2 separate regions of the Homo sapiens genome follow, and region 1 is linked to region 2. A link is a contact called in ENCODE Hi-C or POLR2A ChIA-PET data. All regions are on one chromosome and are shown on one strand. The core of a region is the stretch at or near the end of the contact, and the rest is flanking DNA. Distances in the headings are between cores, read along the strand shown. Region 1 holds the start of BCL2L1-AS1 (BCL2L1 antisense RNA 1). Region 2 holds the start of ACSS1 (acyl-CoA synthetase short chain family member 1).

Region 1 (4,533 bases), core at 1,722-4,221, 6.6 Mb after region 2:
TGATAGGGTTTTAAGTCCTGGGGAGGTGACAGAGAATATCTGGGGGAGCCGGGCACAATGACTCATACCTGTAATCCCAGCACTTTGGGAGGCCGAGGCAGGCAGATCACCTGAGGTCAGGAGTTCAAGACCAGCCTGACCAACATGGTGAAACCCTGTCTCTACCAAAAATACAAAATTAGCTGGGTGTGGTGGCAGGCATCTGTAATCCCAGCTACCTGGGAGGCTGAGGCAGGAGGACTGCTTGAACCCAGGAGATGGAGGTTGCAGTGAGCCAAGATCACATTATTGTACTCCAGTCTGGGCAACAAGAGCAAAACCCTGTCTCAAAAAAAAAAAAAAGCCTGTTTTAGCAGAGGTAATAAGTGCAAAGGCCCTGAGGTGGGAGGGAGAGGAGGGGTGTTCCTGGGTTGATGGCCTCTGTGTGCCTGGTTTCCCCCAACAGTCTGGGGGCTCAGTGCAGGCAGGGACCAAGTCTGGCCCAGGACCTACTCAGACAGGCACAGACTGACTTCAGCTAGATCTCTGCCCAGAGGCAGCCAACTGAACGATGCAGGTCACCTTGTAGGTGCCTGTGACCCTGTAGAAGTCAGGTGAAAAGGTTGGCATGATGCCCTGAGGAAAGGGGCCCAAGTGCCAGAGGACCAGCCAGAGGCTGAAGTATAGTCCCTACTTGAATCTGATCTTTTAGTTCCCATCCTGGCTTCACTGCCCACATTTCCTTCTTTTTTTTTTTCTTGTAAATTTTTGGAGAGATGGAGTCTCACTACATTGCCCAGGGTGGTTTCAAACTCCTGGCCTCATCCTCCTACCTTGGTCTTCCAAAGTACTGGGATTATAGGCATGAGCAACTGTGCCCACCCTTCCCACTTCTTCCAAGTAGTGTGACTTTGAGCAGGTTACTTCACCTCTCTGGTCCATGGTGTCCTTGCTTTTTTTTTTTTTTTTTTTTTGAGATAGCCTCTCACTCTGTTGCCCAGGCTGGAGTGCAGTGGCATGATCTTGGCTCACTGCAACCTCAGCCTCCCAGGTTCAAGCAATTCTTCTGCCTTAGTCTCCCAAGTTGCCTGGGATTACAGGCACCCGCCACCACACCTGGCTAATTTTTTGTAATTTTAGTAGAGGTGGGGTTCCACTATGTTGGCCAGGCTGGTCTGGAACTCCTGACCTCAGGTGATCCACCTTCCTTGGCCTCCCAAAGTGCTAGGATTAAAGACATGAGCCACCGCACCCAGCCCTTACTTGTTAACAGTAATAAAATACTTTAGGAGCTGAGGCAGGAGGATTGCTTGAGCCCAGGAGTCTGAGACCAGCCTGGGCAACACAGGAGGACCCTGTCTCTACAAAAAAATTAAAAAAAAAAAAAAAATTAGCTGGGTGTGGTGGTATGCATCTATGGTCTCAGCAACTCAGGATGCTGAGGAGGATCTTTGAGCCTGGGAGGTCAGGGCTGCATTGAATCATGTTTGGGGCCACTGTACTCCAGCCTGGGCAACAGAGTGAGACCCTGTCTCAAAAAAACAAAAGATAAAAGCAAAGAAACAAAAAACTATTATTATGACAGCTGACCATTACCAAACATTTCAGTGTTTCACCTGTGCTGGGCACTGAGCTATAAAGCAGTCTATGCACACTAGGCCATATTTCCCAATTACATGTACAATCATCATATTCACTTGAGAGATTATTTTTTGTCCTGTCTCCCCCACTTGACTGTGTGTGGCTCTGTCACCTGTATCTCTAGAACCTGGTGTGCTATACTTGGAACACAGCAGATGCCATTCTAAATAAATCTATTTTAGAAGAACAAATGAATGCTTTCATTTGATCCTCATAACATTTATCAATAGCCCCATTTTACATATGTGAAAATGGAGGCTCCAGAATTTACCCAAGATCCCTATCTAGGAAGTGGCAAGAGTAGGATCTGTCTGAGTTCTGGCCTCACACCATTCTTTTTCTTTTAATCTATCCAAGATAGTACTTCATTCACACTCATTCTGATGTCCAATCTTGCCATCTTAGACCCTGCTATCTCTACCCACAGAAAACCTGACTTCCTTAGTGACTTCAGCAGCAGCGCACACTTCCTGAGCACATACTCTGTAAGGTACTCTTCTTGGTTTTTTTGTAGATTAGTTCATTAGTTGTCTCTACACTCTGTCAGTGGGTACTACCATTAACCCATATAGCTGATGGATATGTGGCCCACAGATGATCTGTGAATTGCTCAAGGCCATGTAGTGAGCTGGTGACCTAACTGGGATGCCTACACCAGCAATCTGGTTCAGTGCCTTTACTCCTAACGTTGATGCAGTACTCTGCTCAGTTTCTAAAGGACAATCATGGGCCAGGTCCATGTACTTCTGTGGCTGAGGAAGGCCTTCATTCTAAGTCCAGGTAACCTGAGGCTCAGAGATACTGAGACCTAGCTAAAGTGGATAAGTGGCAGCTAGCTGTGATGGCTCACACCTGTAATCCCAGCATCTTTGAGAGTTCAAGGTGGGCAGACTGTTTGAGCTCAGGAGTTCGAGACCAGCCAGGGCAATATGGTGGGACCCCCATCTCTATAAGAAAAATCTTAGAAATTTAGCTGAGTGTGTTGGCATGCACCTATAGTCCCAGCTACTCAGGAGACTGAAGTGGGAGAATTGCTTGAGGCTGGGAGGTTGAAACTGCAGTGAGCTGTGACAGCACCACTGCACTCCAGCCAGGGCGACAGAATGAGACCCCGTCTCAAAAAAAAAAAAAAAAAAAGGGAAGCCATTTTTAAGCCCCAGTATGTTTGGCAGCAAACCCCATATTCTGAGCCAGGGCCATGGCCCTGGGTCTGTCAAGGAGGGTAAAGTAGCCTGAGGCCATCAGCTGAATGAATAAGCACTGGCTCCTGCCAGCTGAGGGGAACTGGTGCCACAGGAAAAGGATGTGACGAAGACCAGGAGGGAAAGTGAAACCCTTCCGTCCTGGCTTCAGTGAGGAACAAGCATGCCTGTGCCAGACGAACCCTTCCTTCCTCTTGGGTGACTCTGGAGGGCCCAGGCCCATTGCTTCCTTCCTGCTTGGTTATTTCAGGAAAGAGGTAGGTGGAGAAGAGGAAGAGGCTACTAGCAGCCAGGAAAAGTGCCAGGGACACCAGAACTGTACCTTGTTCTGTCCTTCTCACATCCCTGCATTGGCAGGCTGTGAGTCACCTGCAGAGTCACCTTATGCTCCTGGCCTCAGTTTCCCTGAGGGAGAGGCTGATAAATGTGTGCTGAATAGACAAACATGGCCTTGCTAGAAGATCGCTGGGAGATGGTAGGAAGGGGGTAGGGCAAACGGAGAGGCCTTATCACTCTTTTGGCAGGGAGTTGCAGGCGGAGACTCGGAAGAAGTGAGGTTTGTGGTTGGAATCCACTTCCTCTGGTTTTCCCAGGGGAGCTGTTGGCTCCCGAGATGTGAGAAGAACATGGCCTTTCTCCTCTCCCCCACGGAAACATAGGCCTGGAGGTGGGCAACTTGGAGAAGCAGCTCAGTGGAGGCAGGGCAAAGAGAGGGGTGGCAAGACTGTGTTGGGGTCAACACCTCAGTCCAGCCGGCCCAGGTATGGGTGGGTGCCACAGCAAGCCTTTTGGCTTCTGAGCCTCAGTTTCTCCTGCCTTGACCTCCCTAGCAGTAGTGGTGAGATCAGGGGGTGTCATAGAGGGCTCAAGCCATCTGGGCTATAGGGAATATTTGGTGGTATCCTCACAACAAACTTCATGTTTATCTTCCTCCAACTCTGACCTGTTCAATTCAGCTGCCAGCCTCTCCTCCTCCACCTCCTCCCCCACCATTAGTTCTAAGAAGCTGTGCCTGACAGATGCACTTGCATTTCTCAGAAAAGGAAGCGGTTGTGCCGGGAGGAGATAACACCTCCGCTGGGGAATCGAGAAAGCTATCAGGCCTAGCAGTGCGAGTGTGGGCTCTCCATCTCTCTGGCTCAGAACCAGGGTGATGGGCTTGGGGGCAAAGAGAGAGAATTCAGAAAAGCATTTACTGGGGGCAGAGATGCTCATTTGGGGGCTCATAACCTCCTTCCCTGGAACCGATGGAGATAAAACAGCTGATGTTTACTAAGTACCAGGCATGGTGCTAAGTGCTTCGTGTGTAAAGAATTTGCTTAATCCTCACAATAATCCCACCGAGTACATGCTGTTATTACTCTCCAGCTTACAGATGAGGAAACAGAGGCAGAGAGGATAAATCACCCTCCCAAGGTCACAGAGGCCACAAGTGGTAGAGTTGGGATTTGAATACAGGCAGTCTGTCTCCAGAGTCCAAACATTTAACTGTTCCTGGGTGGCTGCTATGTGCTCATATAGGCTCATCCCCTGGGATTCCGATGCCTCCCGTCATCTCAACTCTCTCATTTCAACCCTGGTGACTCCCTATTCTTTCGTAAGTAGATGGCCACAGCCCTCCATTCTTCTCCCAGTGTCCAGGGTGAGAAAAACCAATACTCACCCTTGGAACAGAGTCGGAGACTCCAGGGACCTTACAGCATGCCCATCC
Region 2 (4,706 bases), core at 124-2,623:
ATCCAGCAAGCTGGTTATGACCACCCTTCTGGTCTGCATCCCTCTGATCAACACCGTGTCTGCCAGCCCCTCCCCGCAGGCCCCACACCCAGGCCCACCCTGCATCCGGAGCCCACCTCGCACTTGGCACCCACCCTGCGTGGCCAGCCCTGCCTGCAGTTCAGGGCCTCCCCCTCGGTGCCCAGTCAGCGCCTTAGGTGGGGGCGAGGGTGCTGTGTACGACCCCCAGCCCCAAATCTTAGCAGAGCAGCAGGGCCTCTGCTCAGCAAGTTCCAAACAACTGACCACCAGTCAACTGTTTGGGGCCGACGTCAGACCCCGCGGGTCCAAAGCAGGCCCCAGGTCGCTGGGGTGCAGTTCTCTGAGGCCGAGAACGAGAACGGGGAGGCCGCCGTTACTTCCTTCCCGTCCACAGGCCCCAGGCCCCAGGCCCGCAGCGAAGAAATAACTGGTTCCAGCTGCCACGCCGAGTTTCCTCCTCCCCAGGTCGCCCGCCACAGCTCTGTTTGTTTACGTGGGCAGGGCTTGTCCCCAGGCTGATCCCCGGGCACCGCAGCCCGCAGTGACAACCGCCACCGCTTTGTTTTTCCCTCCACCCCGGTATGGGAACGGGAAAGTCCCGACTCCGGGGCGCTCGGGTGTAGCCCGCGGCTCCCCGCCGGCTCTTGCTCAGCGGCGCTATGCACCCGGTAACGCAACTCTGGAGTCCGCCGAGCGAGGAGCCGCGCCGAGCAAGGCCAGCAGCGGGGCGTCCCAAGCGGCCGCCGGGTCCCCGCGGGCGCCGGCCCGAGCTGGGCACGTGGATCTGGGGCCCGATGGGATGAGGGACGGGGTGACGTGGAGCCACTGCTTAGAGCGGGCGGGGCGGACGGAATACCGGAGGAGGGGCCCCTGCAGGGCTGCGATCCGCGCTGCCCGGGGACGGCTGCCGCTGGCGAGAGGCTCCGAGTCCCCTCGGGACCCAAGAGTTGGGGGCGTCCTGGGTCTCCCGAAGCCCACTCACCAGAGACATTTAACTGGCCTCCCAGGAACCAGCCGATCTTGCCAGTGCTGAAGTCGCAGTCCCAGACGGTGTGGTAGGGGGTGTCCCACACGAGAGTGTCCCGCGCCAGAGGCCCCCAGAAGGCGGCCGGCTCCCGGGCTGCCTGTGCACTCAGCGCGGGATACGAGCCTGGCTGTGCTGCTGCTGCTGCAACTGCGGGAGCGCTGCCCGAGGGTCCCGAGGCCGCCCTGCGCGGCGCGCTCACCCCGCACGGCGGCCGCGCGGGCTGCCCCGAGAGCCCTCGCAGGCTGCCCAGCAGCCTCCCGACGCCGCGGCCCAGGGTGCGCGCCGCCATCTAGGCAGGCTACCTGAGCTCTCTGTGCTCCCAGAGTGGGTGCCTCACGCCCGGGGCGCCCCGTGGAGTCTCCGCGGGCCCCGCCCCTGCTCCGCCCTTCCGCCACCATCCATTCCTCCAGGGCCCCCTCCCGGAGCCCGCCCGGGTCCCACCCCTTCTTCTGCTGCCCGGGAGAGGGGGGGCCGCTTAGGAAGAGGGGAGCAGCGTGGGGAAGGGGTGCAGGGGAGCGCGGGGCGGAGCAGGGTCCCAGGCCCTGGCCCAGGCGCTGCGCTCCGGTGAGTCTGCGGTCCCACCCGGATGTTCCTCGAGTCGGCCTGTTTTGGTTTCAGTTTGCACGCTCTCCTGCAAGCCCCGACAGCTTCTTCGAGCTGCCAGAGGCACGTGCGGCCCAGGACCCCAGGACGCAGGCTCAGGGCCTGGGGCGAGGGGACCCTCTGGGATGGGGAGGAGCCGGGAGGGAGCCGGCACCAACGTTAAGGGGGCTGGTGCACCCAAGCGCACTGGTGGGTCCCAAGACAATAGGTCGGTCAGTTCCGCATCTCAGAGGCTGAAGCCAAGGTTTTCATGCCTTTGTGCGCCCCTGAGAGTGAACCCCACCCCTGGAGTCTCAGCAGCACGCGAAAGGGGCTGGCGCCTTTCTAGGCTCCCGCCTAGAAGCCAGGAGGCTGCGCAAGCCTGAGTCCGTGTTCTGGGTCCCATGCTCCAGCCCCCCAGCTGCCGGCCTCCGTCCTGGCGGGGGTCACGTCCTGCTGGGGGTCGGTGGTGGGTGATATGGGGCGATGAGGACTTTCTCCAGTTGCTGCAGCATCTGTAGCCTGAGTTCAAACTCTGTGACCTTGAGCAAGTTCCTTAACTTCTCGGTGCCTCGTTTTCCTTTTGGGGAAGACGGAAGTAATGTCTCCCTGGGGGGCGGGGACGGCGGGGGTGGGCAGCTGCAGTAAGGAATACATTGGACAATGTCTGTCAAGCGTCTACCCTTGCGTGGCCCCATAGTAAGCTCAGTAGTGGGGATGATGTTTTTGCAGCTGTGGAGCCAGGAAGGACAGAAGGAAACGTATAAAACTGGTCTCCACCGAGTTCTTAAATATTCTGACACCCAAGAAGTAAATTCATAACAAACGGGTAAACACAGGGAAGAGAGATTTTGGAAAACTGGTTTATTGAGTTCTCTGTGATGGGAAAGTTTCTTTCCCTTGAGCTGTAGGGCTTGCAGAGGGGAGGAGCCTGCCATTGGAGGAGCCTCTGCGTGGGCTAGCCACCAGCCCCTGCTGGGGAATGCTGCTGTCTGCCAGAGAAGACAGGAGTGTACCTAGAGCTGGAGAATCAGTGACATCTACTAGCATAACACATGCCCTGCACAGTGCTAGCGCTTGACCTGCATTTTCTCCTTTATTTATTTATGATACTTTTTTAGAGATAGGGCCTGTAGCCCAGGCTGGAGTGCAATGGTTCCCATCACAGCTCACTACAGCCTGGAACTCCTGAGCTCAAGCGATCCTCCTGACTCGGCCTCCTGAGTATCTGGAACTACAAGCGTGTGCCACGGCACCCGACTAGTCTACTTAATTTGAAACTTATCTAGTGCTGTCCATTCCCACCAACTGTCAAACTCCAGGTGGAAAAAATGAGGAAACTGAGCCCAAATAAATAAAAGGACTTACTAAAGAGCATGCAGCTGGCTAAGGGAAGAGCAAGACTAACACCCAGTGCCCCCAGTGGGGAGCTCGTTGGCCTAAGTTCATTTGAATAGAATATTAAAGACACCCAGTACAGGGCACTGAGAGGCAGAGGTCAGTGAGTAGTAAAATTGTAAACTGAGAAAGCTCCTAACTGTGGCAGGGGGTCCCAAAGACGGCCACCAACTCTTCCTTCCCACGCCTGCACCGCCTGCACATGATGGTGTGCTGCTCTGTCCAGAGGAGGACCCTGGCTGGCTGGATTGCTTTGGCCAGTACAGCCTGGTGGGAGGGATGCTGTGACAGTTCCATGTGGAGGTCCTGAGAGACCCCGTAGCCCCAGCTTATCCTCCCATGGAACCCAGCTGCGAGCTGTGAGGAAGCGGGGCTGGCCTTCCAGAGGAAGGGACCCAGGGCGAGGATGAAGCTGTCCCATCCACAGCCAGGACCAACTCCCAGACAAGAATGACGCCAATGTGGAGGCTCCTGTCCCAGCCAAGGCAGCCTCATGAGTCACCCCAGATAACACCTGGGATGCAAAGGAACCTCCCAGTCCACTTACAGAATTGTAGAAGGAATAAATTTAAGCCACTAAATTTTGGGATGGTTTGTAACTCAGCAGTGGTAACTGATACAACAACTGAGGCTGAAAAATGCATGGTTCTTTCACTCACTGACTATTGCCTCTCAGTGCCCTGTACTGGGTGCCTTTCTTCTCTCTGCCTTCCAAGTGTTGAAGTGCCCAGGAGCTCAGCCCTCAAATCCCCCTTTCTCCCCTGCCCCCTAGGAAACAGCAGCCAGCTCTCTAGCCTCTCACTTTCATATTGACACCTCCCGCCTGGACCTTTCCTCCACATCTCAGTCCTGTATTCAAATGTCTCATTCACATCTGAAACATACCAAGTCCTGGGATTCTTCCCCACAACACGGATCTTCCATGTCAGTGAATGGAAATGGCATTTTCCTGTTGTTTGGGCTCATACCCTTGTCATCCTAGATTCCTCCCCCTCACACTCCACATGCAGCCTGTCAGCAAATCCTGTGACTCACCTTCAGAACACCTGCAGCACTAACCTCTTCCCCCATCACCATCCCCTCCTGCTACCATCCTAACCATACCTATCTCTTTTAGGATTATTCAGTAGGCTTCAAATTGCTTTCACCCTTGCCCCTGACAGCCTAACCAGCAGCCAGTGCAATTCCTTTAAAACAAGAGTCAGAGGAACTTGCTCTGGAGCTTGGAACAATCCAAAGGCTCCCCAGTCTCCTCAAAACAAAGACCACATCATTCCCTGGCCCACAGGCCATAGCCTCACTACTTAACGTGTGGTCCATGGGCCAGCAGCATCACTTGGATACTTTGTAGAAATGCAGAATGCCAGGCTCCATCTCAGACCTGCTGCCTCAGAATCTGCATCTTAAGCCCCAGGGGAGCTGCATGCACATTCACGTTAGAGAAGCGTTGCCCTCCCTGATCCAGTGTACCCTCTTCCTCTGCTCTCACTCATTGGGGCTCCAGCACATCAGCCTCCTCCTGTCCTTCCCATCACCCAGCAGGCTCCCACCTCAGGACTGCCACACGATGTCCCTTCTGCCTGGAATGCTCCACCCAGTTGTCCACAGAGACTCCCCCTCACCTCCTTCAGGTGTCTTCAAACATCCCTTCATCCAAGAGCCCTTTCTTCCCTGTCAC

Evidence for each region. A loop is a pair of places that touch in the nucleus more often than their neighbours do. ChIA-PET counts read pairs that join two places held with the same protein, here RNA polymerase II (POLR2A). Pooled maps may share reads with other maps.
Region 1: a pooled map shows a loop between it and region 2 (3-fold over the local background). The contact joins the promoter of BCL2L1-AS1 here to the promoter of ACSS1 in region 2. A Hi-C loop is called at or near these places in 2 of 50 pooled maps. POLR2A ChIA-PET finds 5 or more read pairs at or near these places in 2 of 52 experiments (OCI-LY7 and naive thymus-derived CD8-positive, alpha-beta T cell).

The regions. Positions count from the first base shown.
Region 1 is chr20:31,672,137-31,676,669 of GRCh38, forward strand. It overlaps BCL2L1-AS1 (BCL2L1 antisense RNA 1), which reads left to right and starts at 2,972. Exons shown (of 4, transcript NR_187576.1): 1 at 2,972-3,079. All of the region lies in intron 2 of BCL2L1 (BCL2 like 1), which reads right to left. It overlaps LOC124904883 (a long non-coding RNA gene), which reads left to right. Exons shown (of 3, transcript XR_007067559.1): 3 at 2,048-2,111. RefSeq lists enhancers at 1,599-4,533, 2,758-2,807, 2,828-2,877, 3,210-3,504, 3,475-3,574 and 1 more and a cis regulatory region at 3,875-3,892.
Region 2 is chr20:25,056,766-25,061,471 of GRCh38, forward strand. ACSS1 (acyl-CoA synthetase short chain family member 1) reads right to left here and starts at 1,374. Exons shown (of 14, transcript NM_032501.4): 1 at 1,004-1,374. The coding sequence starts at 1,337. RefSeq lists enhancers at 470-599, 1,250-1,855 and silencers at 700-969, 1,100-1,629.